Linked DNA regions of Homo sapiens: region 1 is linked to region 2. Evidence: read pairs that join two places in POLR2A ChIA-PET (ENCODE). Cell type or tissue: OCI-LY7. All regions are shown on one strand. Each heading gives the region's core, and the rest is flanking DNA. Links, peaks and the distances in the headings are about the cores only. Region 1 overlaps ANKS4B (ankyrin repeat and sterile alpha motif domain containing 4B). Region 2 overlaps EEF2K (eukaryotic elongation factor 2 kinase).

Region 1 (5,000 bases), core at 1-5,000, 960 kb before region 2:
TCACACCCCCCACACCTGGCTTATTTTGTATGTTTTAGTAGAGGTGGGGTCTTGCCACATTGCCCAGGCTGGTCTCAAACTCCTGGCCTCAAGCAATCCTCCCACCTCAGCCTCCTAAAGCACTGGGATTACAGGTGTGAACCACCGTACCCAGCCTATCTTTTTGATACTTTTGAATAAAGAAAGGGTCATATGCATGACAGGAAAATGAAAGAAACTTCCTTTACTTTTCTATCTCTGGATTTAAAATTATAATCTCATCACATTATCCTGCTGCTTGCTTTCCGATCTGTGTAACCTGGGAATTCCAATTCTTTTTCTCTCCTGAGATCTATGACTTTGCCTAGTGGTAGAGACTAGAGTTCTTTCCTGGCCTGCGGCTTGATGCCCAACTTAAATGCATCTAACCCTTTAACAAATGTGTACATGTTTACAAGTAATGGAAATGCGTCTATAATACTCCTGCCTGAGAATAGAGACAGAGTGGTGGTGGGGAGAGTGAAGAAAGAGATAGAATACAGGTGGTACCTGTTGTGGACTGAATTGCGTCAAATTCATATGTTGGAGCTCTAACCCCTAATGTGACTGTAATTGGAAATAAGACCTTTAAAGAAGTGATTAAGGTTAAATGAAGTCATAAGAATGCAACCCTAATCCTGTAGGACTGGTGTCCTTTTTTTCCCTTTTTTTTTTTTTTTTTGAGATGGAGCCTTGCTCTGTCACTCATGCTGGAGTGCAGTGGCGTGATCTCAGCTCACTGCAACCCCCGCCTCCCAGGTTCGAGCACTTTTCATGCCTCAGCCTCCTGAGTAGCTGGGATTACAGGCGTGCACCACAACGCCTGGCTAAGTTTTTGTATTTTTAGTAGAGGCGGGGTTTCACCATGTTGGCCAGGCTGGTCTCAAACTCCTGACCTCAGGTGATCCACCTGCCTCGGCCTCCCAGAGTGCTGGGATTACAGGCATGAGCCACTGCACCTGGCCTAGGACTGGTGTCCTAAGAAGAGGAAGAGACACTTAGGTGGAAGGCACACAGAGAGGCCACGTGAGGACACAGTGAGAAGGTGGCCGTCTGCAAGCCGAGGAGGGGGCCTCAGGAGAAACCAACCCTGCAATCACCTTGATCTTGGGCTTTCAGCCCCCAAAGGTGTGAGAAAATAAACTTCGGTTGATAAACTGCTGTTGTTGAAGCCATCCAGTCTGTGGCATTTTGTTATGGCAGTCCTAGCAGAATAATACTGTCCTAAGTAAGAGGGTTGGGGAGGAGACCAAGAAAAATACAGAAAAAAAGTCTGTCCAACTGCAATTGATGAGTTTTGTAAGGGTAAACACCTAGTGAAACTTAAGGGGAAAAAAAACTAAGTTCTTTGGAGGGAAGATTTGATTGTCAAAGGAAATTTCACATTTTCATGCTTATTATGTACACATGGTTTATTTACTGTTGTCTGTCACCATTGCCGCATATCTGAATATGTGTAGGTTCCACGATAGAAACTGACAACACTTGGCTCATGCCTGTAATCCCAGCACTTTGGGAGGCCCAGGCAGGCAGATCACCTGAGGTCAGGAGTTCAAGACCAGCCTGGCCAACATGGCGGAAACCCGTCTCTACTAAAAATACAAAAATTAGCCAGGTGTGGTGGCGTGTGCCTGTAATCCCAGCTACTTGGGAGGCTGAGGCAAGAGAATTGCTTGAACCCAAAAGGTGGAGGTTGCAGTGAGTTGAGATTGCACCACTGCACTCTAGCCCAGGCGGTAAGAGAGACTCCATCTCAAAAAAAAAAAAAAAAAAAAAGAAAAAAGAAACTGACAACACTGCTGCTGACATTTTTTCAATGGCAATCCCAAATTCAAACTGAAACCCCACTGAAGAGCTAAGCTTCATTAGATCTCTACAGGCTGACTTACATCAAGTGGAATTTACTGTTGATTCTGGGTATAATACAGAAACAGCTGTTTATCTTCAGCTTGCTTTCTGATGCACATCTGTTTGGGTTACTTCAAGAGGCATCATGGAGGATTCAAGTTTAGGGAGGATACAGATGCTCAAATCTGATGAACAATTGGCTTATTCTTCCTCAATGAATATATTCAGAAAGCTTGTTAGCCATTGAATAAACACGTTGCATTAGGGGATGATTGTTTACAAATACCTTATCTTGTGGAATAAACTGAAGTTGTGCTTTCCTTCATTAACGTGCACAGAAGCAGTTGGCAAATAGAAAGTGCTCAAAAAAGTTTGTAGTCTGTGCCTGCCACTATTATATTTCATCATCATAGATGCCAGAATCCCCTCTTCACCTATTGCCCGGAATCTGCCTAATGAGATATTTGCTCCACCCCCTGCTGTAACTACATCATAGCAAGAGAGCCATCACTCAGGTTGGTAGAAATGAACTTGAACATTGACTCTCATCCCTTTTTAGGAGATATTTGCCACTAGGGGTCTCATCAGGTACCTCTATGCTCTTCTTAGGGGTTCTTTTCTTTTATGATTGACAGAATTAATAGGTGAGCGTTCTCCAAAGTTCTCAGCATCAAGGATATAGTCTCTTCGTCACAGAGTATTGTTATATAATAAAAAAAGGTTTATACCATGTTATAAGATGTTATCAATGTTCTAAGAATTCCAGATCTTTCGAACTAAATACCAACTACAGGGGCTAAGAGAAGATGCCAGAGCAATACAAAGGCCTTGATAAGAGACAAAGACAAGAGGATTATGAGCCAGGATGAGCTTCAAGTACTCACTGATCTCAGACCTCCATCTCTTAAACTAGATGCTTAGAGTAGCTCAATCCAATATCTGGTCACCCCTACCACCTCCTGGCCCCTCTTTTCCCCCTCTATGTAGCTTGACATAAAAGTCAACAAGAGGGAAAAGCAGCTGGGAGCATTTCACCGAAGAGGAGAGTTTGAGAAGTTATAGTGTGGTAAATGTGTATTGTGCTTATATTTCAGGCCATTGTGTAGTACAGGTCAGTTATATGCTCAGAATTCCTAAGTCCAAGTTACCAGCCCAGACCATTGCTTTGGGCACCAAATACTTAAGCCCAAATCTAATCTGACATCTCCTCTCACATGTCTCACAAGTACCCCATACTCAGTGTGTCCAGGACTGAACCCATTTTCTTCCAGGTTGTCAGTTCTCAACTTGGATGATTTTGCCCTCTGTCTCCTAGAGGACATGTGGCAATATCTAGAGACATTTTTTGATTGCCATGATAGGGGAACAGTGGTGCAACTGACATCCAGTGGGTAGAAACAATGGGTGCTAAACATCCTAGAATGTACAGGACAGCCCACCACCACAATGAATTATCGAGACCCAAATAGTGATCGTGCTCAGTTTCAGCTGCATTAAAACATGCAGCTCTAAATCTTCATTTTTCATAAATGGAAAATTTAACCCAATACTTCTTTTCATCACCCAATTGGTCACCAGGCCCTTTCAACTTTTCAATATGTCTCAGAGCTAAATCCTCTTTGATGTTTGCAAGATGACCTATTGGTTCCTGCCCCCAACCATCACTCACTGGATTGCTGTAAGTATCCTTATCTGTCTTTAATTCATTCTCCACAAGGCTGGTTGAGTCACGTAATCTTTTTAATATGTAAGTCTCTTGTCACTTTCTACTTTACTGTTGCTTTTTTTTTTTTTTTTTTTTTAAGACGCAGTTTTGCTCTTGTTGCCCAGGCTGGAGTGCAATAGCACGATCTCAGCTCACCGCAACCTCAGCCTCCTGGGTTCAAGTGATTCTCCTGCCTCAGCCTCCCAAGTAGCTGGAATTACAGGCATGTGCCACCAAGCCTGGCTAATGTTGTATTTTTAGTAGAGACAGGGTTTCTCCATGTTGGTCAGGCTGGTCTCGAACTCCCGACCTCAGGTGATCCACCTGCCTCAGCCTCCCAAAGTGCTGGGATTACAGGCGTGAGCCACTGGGCTCAGCCACCATTGCTTTTCAAACTCTCACCACCACACAGAAGGCCTGCATGATTAAAGAGCCCTATTCTCTCCTCCAAACCTCTGGTCCCATCTCTGACCACTCCTCTCCCTGTCCCCTAATTTCAGCTATACTAGATTTCTTGTGGCTTCCTGAATACATGTCTCTCATATGCCTGTGCCTTAGCATACCATCACCCTTCTGCCTGGAAAAGTCTTCCTCCATATAGCCATCCTCACTGGGAGACATACCCTCTCTCTTTGCCCCTAGTCTGGGTTGAGTAGCTTCCTATCTGTGCAAGCTCTCTTTGTTTGCCTCTCCAGAACTTCTCTCTACTATTTTCCAACCTACTTTGTGTCCCAGGTGGTTGGGCTCTGGACTGCATCAAAGGGCTCCCTTGCCCTTGGGATCCTGGTTGGGTCTGGCCAATGGGAGTTACTAACAAGATACCAGAAGGTGGGAGAAAGAAAGATTGAGGCATTTATTCTACCTGTTTCTTCTTTTCAGGGCAGCAGCTGCCTTCATCTAAGCTCACCTCTCCCATCTGGCAGCCCTCTGCTATAGCTCTAGTTGTTTCTGGGTTTCACTAACTGCTCTTTCAAGCTTAGCAGTGGTAGTGATTTCCTACTATTGCTAACCCTGGGGTGCTTCTTCCTAAACAGTCTCTTTATTCTCTTCAATCACACCTTTTGAGTGTGGCATCTACAGACAGTTCCCCACTTACAATCGTTCAACTTAAGATTTTTTGACTTTACGATGGTGTGAAAATGATACGCATTCAGTAGAAACTGGTAAGATATTCTCTCAGGATGCTGGGCAGAGGCAGCGAGCCACAGCTTCCAATCAGCCATGTGATCACCAGGATAATCAATTGACAGTGAACAGTGTACCGTGTTACCAGATGATTTTGCCCAAATGTAGGCAAATGTAAGTGTTCTGAGCACATTTAAGGTAGGCAAGGCTAAGCTATCATGTTTGGTAGGTGTTTTCTATGCATTTTTGACACATTTCCAACTTTTTTTGAGACAGGGTCTTGCTCTGTCAACCAGGCTGGAGT
Region 2 (10,601 bases), core at 2,764-7,763:
TTCAACAACTGAAAATGTCTCTAGACATTGCCAAATGTCCCTTGAGGGAGCAAAATTGCCCAAGGTTGAGAGCTGCTCTTCAGGACTTCGTTAGTTTCCAATTGCTGCTGTAACAAATTGCTGCAATTACTTAGTGGCTTTAAAACAACACATTTATTATCTTATAGTTCCTGGGGATCAGAAGTTCTAAAATCTAGGTGTCAGCATGGCTGTGTTCCTTCTGGAGGCCCCAGGAGAAAATCGGTTTCTTTGCCTTCTCCAGATTCTAGGGGCTGTCCTCATTCCTTGGGCTCCTGGCCCCTCCCTTCCATCTTTGAAGCCAGCAGTGTGGCAACTTCACACCTTTCTGTCTTTGGTCACATCTCTTCCTCTAACTCTGACCCTTCTACCTCCTTTTTATAAGGATCCTTGTGATTACACTGGGCTCACAGGATAATCCATGACTGTCTCCCATCTTAAGATCCTTAATCACATCTGCAAAGTCCCTTTTGCCATATAAGGTAACATATTCACAGGTTCCAGGGATTAGGATGTAGCCATCTTAGGGGAGCCATGTTTCTGCCTGCCGCAGACAGTCTGGCCTCAGGTTATAATGAAATTTGCTTGTGGAGGGTTTGTAGGGAGCGAAGTGATTTAGGGAGTCGGGGACTGGAGGATTATTGGGACATAACAGCAGCTAGTACTTTTGAGAGTCAAGTCTATCCCAGACACCATGTGCCTAATCTCATTGTATCCTCAGAACAACCCCTGCAGGGGTACTGTTAGCTGACCCCTGTTTACAGAGGAGGGAACTATCCAAGGAAGGCTTTCTGGAGGCCAGGTGCAGTAGCTCATGCATGTAATCAACTTTGGGAGGTCGAGGCAAGAGGATCGCTTGAGGCCAGGAGTTCAGAGGCAAGAGGATCACTTGAGCTTGGGAGACTGAGGCTGCCGTGAGCCATGATTGCACCATTGCACTCCAGCCTGGGTGACAGAGTGAGACCCTGTCTCAAAAAAAAAAGAAAAGAGACCAGCCTGGGCAATGTAGGGAGACGCCCATCTCTATAAAAATAAAATAACATAATTAGCCAGATGTGGGTGGTATGCACCTGTAGTCCCAGGTACAATGGAGGCTGAGGTGGGAGGATCACTTGAGCCCAGGAGTTGGAGGCTGCAGTGAGCTATGATTGCACCACTGCACTCCAGCCTGGCCAACAGAGCCAGACTCTCTCAGCAACAACAACAACAACAAACCCAAAAGAAACAAACAAGGAAGGCTTTCTGGAGGAGGTCAACATTTGAGCTGCGTCTTGAAGAGATTAAAGGGTTTTGCTAGTGAGTGGGAAAGGGATTCCAGGCAGAGGTGTTACTGGTGGAGGGTGTCCAGGTTCTTGGCATTTTGAGCAAAGAATTGGACAAAACACACGAACAAAACAAGGAAAGAAAGCAACGAAAGCAAATATTTACAGAAAACAAAAGTACACTCCACAGGGTGGGAGTGGGCTTGAGCAGATTGCTTACAGAATTGCCTGGGGTTTAAAAACCCTCTAGAGGTTTCCCATTGGTTACTTGATGTACACCCTATGTAAATGAAGTAATGGCCTGGGATCAGTCTGATAGGTTGTGGAATGCGACCAATCAGAGGCTGAAGTGAAGTTACAAATGAAGACTCCTATACAAACGAGGACTTGGCCAGCACCAGCCTGATTGGTTGTGGGAAGGGACCAATCAGAGGTAACTTCAGTTTTTCATCTGCCACGCAGGTAAGTTGGGGGTTGCAAAGGGAGTAGCCTCTGGTCCTTTTGTTACTTGGGCTTGGAAAGTAGGGGTTTTCCTTTTGATTTAGTTCTAGGAAGTCAGCCTGAATCAGCCTTAGGTTCCCTGCCTCCAGACCCTATTCGCCTGCCTCAGAGGCACCTGCAGATAGATACAAGGGCAAGGAGGTGAGGAGAGTTTGGTGGTGCATGGAGATTGATTCTTGGACTTGGAAACTTGGGAAGCTGAGATGGCAGGGAGGAAGGGACGGATGGGCTGGACTCTGTAAATTGGTCCTTTCATTCTGATGTACTATTTCTCTCAATAGTTTAAATAAATGTTTATGAGCACCCATTATATGCTAGGGGTGCAGACATTAAGACACTGATGTGAACTCTTAGCTTGATGCTTGACTTAATCACTCCTAATGCTGCATCCCAGTAAATAAACACTGAGCAGCCAGACACGGTGACTCACACCTATAATCCCATCTCTTTGGGAGGCTGAGGCGGGTGGATCACTTGAGGTCAGGAGTTCAAGACTAGCCTGACCAACATGGTGAAACCCCGTCTCTACTAAAAATACAAAAATTATCCAGGTGTGGTGGCGGGTGCCTGTAATCCCAGCTACTCGGGAGGCCGAGGCAGAAGAATCACTTGAATCCGGGAGGCGGAGGTTGCAGTAAGCCGAGATCACGCCACTGCACTCCAGCCTGGGTAACAGAGGGAGACTCCATCTCAAAACAAAAGAAACACTAAACATAAGGGTATTTGAGTTCATGTTGAGCACCTGTGCACTGAAGGCAATACAAGGTATGGGGGGAGGGATGGAGACAGCAGTGCAGACCTTAGGATGTCACAGCCCACCTGACAAGTCTATTGTCTAGGAGAGGGTCCCAGCTCCTAATGGTGGGGCCCAGGATTCAAACCCTGGCCATGCGGCTGTAGAGGACAAGCTGTTAGCCACTGTATTGGGCTTTGGTTTTTGTTTCTTGTTTGAAGGAAACTCGGGACTCCAGCTAGGGTTTAAAATATCTTCAGAACAAGCCAGGTGCAGCCCTCAACAGCCTAGCGCTGTGTAGTTCCGCTCCCTTAAGGTTGCCTTTTCAGAGGTAGACTGTCACTTCTGGACCTAGCAGCTCCTGTCATTGTCAGAGGAGAGTCCAGTGTAGCACCTGGTGTGCAGTCAGTCTTTCACGTGCATTATTTGTCTTTCTTATTTCCATAGAAATTACGCCTTTTTGAGGTTGATAAGCTTTTGAGGTTGATAAGCAGATAAGTAGCTCTTCTGCTTACTTATCACTCATTCACAGCACAAAAGCCACACTCTCCCTTCTCTGAATTCGTGTTAAACTGTGAGAAACTCAGCTTCTTCTAGTTGGTGGAATAAGACAGTGTCCTTGGCATGGTATGTAAAGGAACCAGATGGCTGGGCACTGTGACTCATGCCTGTAATCTCAACATTTTGGGAGGTTGACGCGGGAGGATCACTTGAGACCAGGGGCTTGAGACTAGCCTAGGCAACACAGCAAGATGCCGTCTGTAATAAATAAATAAAGGAACCAGAAGAAGACCTACCAGTGTAGGGATAGGGTGGGGAAGGGAAGTAGTAAGGGGAAGTAGAGCTAAAGTCTCATTTATCATACCTGGAAATCAGAAGATAGGATGAAAATAGATAAATTAAGAAATAATCAGGGCCGGGTGCAGTGGCTCATGCCTGTAATCCCAGCCCTTTGGGAGGCTGAGATGGGTGGATCCCTTGAGTCCAGGAGTTTGAGACCAGCTGGGCACATGGTGAAATCCCATCTCAACAAAAATATACAAAAATTAGCTGGGTATGGTGACGCGTGCCTGTGGTCCCAGCTACTCCGGCGGCTTATATGGGAGGATCACTTGAGCCTAGGAAACAGAGGTTGCAGTGAGCCAAGATTGCGCCACTGGACTCCAGCCTGGGTGACAGAGCAAGACCCTGTCTCAAAAAAAAAAAAAAAAAAAAAAAGAATCAGGAAGCGTATTATTTAGTGATATATATAGATAGATAGATAGAGAGAGAGAGAGAGAGAGATGCGAAGGATAACACTGAGAATAGTTGGAAGTAGTTGCCTCTAGGGTTGGGAAGTAGGGCTGCCCGTGCAAAGTTGCAAAGGTTGTTCACTAGAGTTGAGCAGTACCCCACCTATATGATCATATACAGTGGCCCTAGTAAGAAAAAGGTGTTTAAAGCATTTTTAAAATTATATATAAATAATATACAATGGCCCAAACCCTGGCTGGGTTTGGACAGAGTCTCACTCTGTCGCCCAGGCTGGAGTACAGTGGCACGATCTTGGCTCACTGCAAACTCTGCTTCCCAGGTTCAAACAATTCTCCCACCTCAGCTTCCCGAGTAGCTGGGATTACTGGGATTACCGGCTCGTGCCACCATGCCCCGCTAATTTTTGTATTTTTAGTAGAGACGGGGTTTCACCATGTTGGCCAGGCTGGTCTCGAACTCCCGACCTCAGGTGATCCACCTGCCTTGGCCTTCCAAAGTGTTGAGATTACAGGCGTGAGCCACCGTGCCTGGCTGGTTTGGGGATTTTCATATTGCATGTGACAGAAAACCTATCTGTAACTAGCTAAATAGCCCTTTCCCCTACTGCCCCCCAAAAGGCGGGGTTTATTGTATCATCTGATTCAGAAATCTACGCTGGGCTTGGTAGTTTGGTTTCGGGAACATCTGGATTCCAGGTCTCAAATGACATCATCGCTATTCATTTTTCTCTTTCTCTGGTTCTGCCCTCCACCACGTATCAGCTTTGTTCTGTGTTGGCCTCAGCCCCATTCTCAAGTTCACATTCAGCATGAAAAGGCTGATCACCTCTTCCAGTCACTCAAGCAAAAAGCCCCAGGTTTGCTGCAATGGGCTAGAATAGTTTGACTGTAATCACATGACCACCTCTAAGCCAATCTCTGTGGCCAGGCACCCCAGTGGTTGGTTTAGGCCTGGATCTTGTGACACACTCCTGAACACATGACTCGAGGGTGGGGCAGAGGCAGATCCTCACACAGAAGCTGGTGCGTGATTCCAGGTGGCTGATCAATCACCTGTGTCCACTGTGGTTGTAGTCAAGGGCGTGTGGGTTGTGCTGTGCTGGGCGTACACTAGTGTGTGCATTGGCCAGCTCGGGGTGCCACGTTATTGGCTTTGGGATGCTGGTTCCCAGGAGTGGCGGTGGGAAGATTCCACCTGCTTTCTATGGTAGGAAGGCAGGTCCTGGGGTGAGGGTGAGCCCCGAGGGGGACCAGTGGCCACTGTGGCTTGACCCGCAGGCCTTGACCTGAGCATTGCAGGCATAGTTTCCTGCCCCTGTAACTGCCAGATCGAGACCCAGTGAGACAGTGGTTTCCGTCGCCAGAGACTGAAATAGTGTATTCCCTGAGGACCCCTGAAGAAGCTTGGCTTTGCTACGAGCCAGACGTCCAGGTCACAAGTCTGGCTGGGACCCAAGGCTCAGTCCCTTTATAATAGCTGTTGAGTTCACGGAGTGAGTACAATTATGCATCCCCACTGAGGCTCAAGAGGTGAAGTCACATAGCCAGTTAGTGGTAGAGATGGGGCTTGAACCTGGGTCTTCCTGACTCACTCAGCTACCTTTCCATAGAAATAGGGACTGGAGGCCGGGCGCAGTGGCTCATGCCTTTAATCCCCAGCACGTTGGAAGGCCGAAGAGGGTGGATCACTTGAGGGCAGGAGTTCAAACAAAAAAATTAAAAAAAAAAAAAAAAAGAGAAAAAAGAAAAGAAATAGGGACTGGGAGGAGAAGATGTGGATGCCTGAGTGAGGTAGAGAAAGCTTTCAAGAAAAATCCTGATGTCTTTCAGCTGGAGTCCTATTCTTATCACAGGAGTAGATCCTTTCTTTGGGCCAAGGGAACCCCAGGATAGATAGAGACCCCTAGGAGGCTGGGCATCTTGCCTGGTGTTAGAACAGGCCTCCTGGAACTGACTTAAAGGCTAAGGAAGGTTCCTTGCTTGTTTGGGGAAATCCAACATCCTCCAGGTACCCAGTCTTCATGTGCAAATGTAAGAGTATCTGCCAAGTTAGGACTATGGATTGAGGCCACAGTTTTCCCAGGTTGACCCTGCCCAGGCACCCATTTGTCATAAAGGTTGTGACCTTTAGGCCAGGTGCAGTGGCTCACGCCTGTCATCCCAACACTTCAGGAGGCCAAGGTGGGAGGATTGCTTAAGGCCAGGAGTTCGAGACTAGCCTGGGCAACATAGTGAAACTGTGTCTCTACAAAAATAAAAAATTAGGTGGGCATAGTGACACACACCTGTAGTCCCAGCTACTCAGGAGGCTGAGGTAGGAGAATCACTTGAGCCCAGAGATCAAGGCTGCAATGAGCTCTGATTGCACAATTTTACTCCAGCCTGGGCAGCAGAACAAGACCCTTTCTCAAAAAATAAAACTTTACAAAAAAGAGGATGTGACTTTTTATGATATGGGAGAGAAGGAGCTACTGTTACCAAATAAAATTAGCAAGTAGAAAGGAAAAAAGAAAATTACAGTAGATTATACAAGTTTAGCTATCAGAGTATGAAGTTTCTGAATCCAGGATTGTTATGCTGTCCCATGGTATAAGAGACCCAGGTTCTGTTTGTCTCATAGCTCTTCCAGCCTCAGCACAGGGCCATCCGCCTCATGGTCTAGGGTAGCTGCTTGAGCTCCGGCAATCACATGTGCATTTCAGCCAGCAGGTTGGAAGGAGAGCCAAGGGGCACACTCCCTTTAAGAACCCTTCCCTATGGTTGCACACAGTCCTTCTTATATCCCATTGACTAAAACTTGTTCACATGTTTATATCTATCTGCAAAGGAGTCTGGGAAATGTATCCTGAGTGGCCACGTGACATGCTTAGCCAAAACCCGGTGGTTCTCTTATCAAGGAAGAAAGAGTGAACAGCTATTGGGGGATAGTTTGCCACAGCTGCCTTAAGAGCAAATTTATGACAACTCAAAAGCCATAAAACAGATGACACTCACTTAGCTCTGGAATGCATATCAAGTGCCTGCTGTGTACAAGGCGCTGTGCCAGGCAGGGTCACAGCTGCTTGTCTTCATTTCCCAGGGCCGAGGAGAACGTCAGGTCTGTGGTGGGACATGGCCGAGGGCCGAGCTCCCCACACTGTAAGATGAGGGAGTCGGCTCCGTGAATTAATTGGGTAAGGAGCCAGATTTGCTCGCTAGCAGCCCAGATCCTGAATCTGAGCGTGCTTTTTTTTTTGTTTTTTGCTTATTTGAGATGAGGTCTTGCTCTGTTGCCCAGGCAGTGGCACAATCTCAATTCACTGCAGCCTCTGCCTCCCCAGATTCAAGTGATCCTCCCACTTCAGCCTCCTGAGTAGCTGGGACTACAGGCACACACCACCACGCCCGGCTAATTTTTGTATTTTTTCGTAGAGACAGGATTTCGCCATGTTCCCCAGGCTGGCCTCGAACTCCTGAGCTCAAGCGATCTGCCCACCTTGGCCTCCCAAAGTGCTGGGATTACGGGCATGAGCCATCACGCCTGGCCCTGGATCTGAGCTTTTAACCACCGAACTACACTGTCTGGAGGTCTGCAGCTTGGGGCTGTGGTTCTGGCCCTCCTCCTGGCACTGTCCTGGCCCCCAGTGGCCGCTGACTAGGCTGGGCCTGCTGGCAGCTCCTGGCACCACGCCGTGTTGGTCAGCAGGGATTCTGGCCAAGGGCTGACCAGGGCAGAGTAGGCGCTGGGGCTGGGAGCAGCTGACAGTGAGGAGAGGCCAGTCCAGGGCTCAGGGAAGATTCTGGTGACAAGCAGGATCAGGTGGCTCTGGCATTGGATCCAGGCCTGTGACTGTGTCTTGCCCAGAGGATAAGAAACAAACTCAGTAGTTCACGTTGGTTTTCAAACGGTGAGTATAGAAATCAATGTGTGGGTGGTGTGTTAAGGAAAAAGATTAAACAGAAAGAAAAAACAGAGGACTTAAGTAGAATAGAAAATAGCAAGAGTGGGCCAAACACAGTGGCTCACATCAGTAATCCTAGTGCTTTGGGAGGCCAAGGTGGGAGGATCACTTGAGGCTGGAAGTTCAAGACCAGCCTGGCCAACATAGTGAGACTCTGTCTGTACAAAAATAAAAAACTTTAGCCGGGCATGGTGGCATGGACTGCTCTGGAGGCTGAGGCGGGAGGATCACCTGAACCCAGCTGTTGGAGGCTACAGTGAGCTGTGATCACACCACTGCACTCCAGCCAGGGCAACCTGTCTCTAAAAATAACATTTAAAAAAAAAAAATAGCAAGAGCGCATTATACAAAGTAAGGCTAAGCACAATTTCTTGAAATTTTACTGTCCATTTTATAAGCATGTAGTGGGTTAGGATATAAATATATTTCCTGCTTCGGTAGCCAGAGTACCAAAGCCTTGGCTCTAGAAGACTGTGCACCTGATGGACAGCACTGTCAAAAAAATTGGAATTATTGGTTTGATGTAAAAAAATTTTTAAACTAATTTACTTACTATTTTGTGTCTAAAGCAATCCAGCTTTGTAAAAAAGTTAAAGCAGTATAGAAACATACAAAGTTTTAAAAAGCTGGCCAGGCTCAGTGGCTCATATCTGTAATTCTAGCACTTTGGGAGGCCAAGACGGGCAGATCACTTGAGGTCAGGAGTTCAAGGCCACTGTGGCCAACATGGTGAAACCCCGCCTCTACTAAAAATACAAAAATTAGCTGGGTGTGGTGGTGGGCTCCTGTAATCCCAGCTACTCGGGAGGCTGAGGCAGGAGAATCGCTTGAACCTGGGAGGCAGAGCTTGCAGTGAGCCAAGATTGTGCCACCCCACTCCAGCCTGGGCAACAGAGCAAGACTCTATCTCAAAAAAAATTAAAAAATTAAAAATAAAAAGTTTCCTCCAGCTCTACAGCTGCTTATTTCGAGTGCTGTACAGTTCCTGTGGATTTTTCAGGGAAGTTTTCATGCATGTACACAGGTCCTTTTTCTTTTCTTTTCTTTTTTTGGAGACAGGGTCTTGCTGTATTGCCCAGGCTGGAGTGTTGTGGTGCAATTTCAGCTCACTGCAGCCTCTGGGCTCACTTGAACCTCCTGGGCTCAAGTGATCTTCCCACCTCAACCACCTGAGTAGCTGGGACTACAGGCACGCACCATCACACCCAGCTAATTTTTTGTATTTTTTTTGTAAAGTCAGGGTCCCATTATGTTGCCCAGGCTGGTCTTAAACTTCTGGGCTCAAGCGATCCTCCCACCTCGGCCTCCCAAAGTGCTGGGATTACAGACATGAACCACCACATCCGACTTTCTTTTCTTTAAAACTTTGGCTTTCTTGAGATAAAATTCACATACCTTACAATCTGCTCATTTAAAATGTACGATTCTGGCTGGGAGCAGTGGCTCATGCCTGTAATCCCAGCACTTTGGGAGGCTGAGGTGGGCAGATCACAAGTTCAGGAGTTCGAGAACAGCCTGGCCAACATGGTGAAACCCCGTCCCTAAAAAAAAAAAAAAAAAAAAAAAATACAAAAATTAGCTGGGCACAGTGGTGCGTGTCTGTAGTCCCAGCTATTTGGGAGGCTGAGGCAGGAGAATCACTTGAACCTGGGGGTGGAGGTTACAGTGAGCCGAGATTGTGCCACTGCACTCCAGCCTGGGTGACAGGGTGAGACTCCATCTCAGATAGATAGATAGTACAATTCAATGGTATATTCATAGTCATATAGCCACAGTCAATTTTAGAACCTTTTCATCAACTCAAAAGAAACCCCATACCCATTAGCAATCATTCCCCATTTCCCCCAACCATTCCCACCACCACACCCTACCTCCATCCTCAGGCAACCATTAATCTATTTTCTATTGCTGTTGCTTTGCCTTCTCTGGAAGTTTCATATACAGAGAATTAGTCAATGTATATAGTCTTTTGTCACTGCCTTTCACCTCCCCTAGTGGTTGTAAGTTTCATCCATATTGTAGTGTATGTCAGCACCTAGGAGTGGAATTGCTGGATCATACGGTAACTCAGTGTTTAACTTTTTGAGATGTTGTTTTTTTCTGTTTTTTTTTTTTTTTTTTGGTTTTGTTTTGTTTTTAGACAAGGTCTCACTCTGTCACCCAGGCTGGAGTGCAATGGCACAGTCTCAGCTCACTGCAACCTCTGCCTCCCAGGCTCAGGCAATTCTCTCACCTCAGCCTCCCAAGTAGTTGGGATTATAGGCATGCACCACCACGCCTGGCTACCTTTTATATTTTTAGTAGAGACAGGGTTTCGCCATGTTGGCCAGGCTGGTGCCAGAGTGTTTTCTAATTTCTTAATTTTTGGGTATGGCGTAAGGAAGGGGATCAACTTCATTTTTTTGCATGTGGATATTCATTTATCCCAACACCATTTGTTGAAAAGATTCTTCCTTCCCTGTTGAATCATCTTGGCTTGTTGAAAATCAAGTGACTGTAAAACTGAGAGTGAATTATCTTGGCACCCTTGTTGAAAATCAGGTGGCTGTAAATGTGACAGTTCTATCCTACAATCTTCCTGAACTCTTTCTTGATTATTTTTGTGTGTTTGTGGGTATGGGACCGTCCCCTTTCTAACAGTCACGGAGTATTTCATGGTGTAGAGAGAAATACTGTAATCTGTATAATGAGCTTCTATTGGACATTTGGGGTTGTTGGGTTTTGTTTTGTTGCTGTTACTGATTGTGCTACAGAAAGTGCTTTTAGGCCAGGCGTGGTGGCTCACATCTGTAATCCCAGCACTTTGGGAGGCCGAGGCAGGCGGATCACCTGAGGTCAGGAGTCCAAGACTAGCCTGGCCAACATGGTGAAACCCCGTCTCTACTAAAAATAC

Evidence for each region. ChIA-PET counts read pairs that join two places held together with the same protein. Peaks named below come from ENCODE experiments on the same cell type or tissue, not always from the same donor. Only the 100,000 strongest peaks of a DNase experiment are listed, where the experiment ranks them.
Region 1: POLR2A ChIA-PET joins it to region 2 with 15 read pairs; 1 of 35 experiments calls an interaction of 5 or more read pairs at or near these places.

The regions. Positions count from the first base shown.
Region 1 is chr16:21,251,250-21,256,249 of GRCh38, forward strand. It overlaps ANKS4B (ankyrin repeat and sterile alpha motif domain containing 4B), which reads left to right. Exons shown (of 2, transcript NM_145865.3): 2 at 1-2,601. Among named protein-coding and RNA genes, the nearest start is that of ANKS4B, 20 kb to the left of the region's middle. In OCI-LY7, for the core only: a CTCF peak has its summit at 2,439 (motif pointing right); a DNase peak (open chromatin) is centred at 2,412.
Region 2 is chr16:22,213,452-22,224,052 of GRCh38, forward strand. The region is part of intron 1 of EEF2K (eukaryotic elongation factor 2 kinase); the gene reads left to right. Among named protein-coding and RNA genes, the nearest start is that of EEF2K, 12 kb to the left of the region's middle. RefSeq lists enhancers at 1,422-1,591, 2,966-3,110, 4,937-5,436 and a cis regulatory region at 3,029-3,046. In OCI-LY7, for the core only: no CTCF peak of the experiment used is centred there; DNase peaks (open chromatin) are centred at 2,820 and 4,750; H3K4me3 peaks cover 652 bases; H3K27ac peaks cover 833 bases.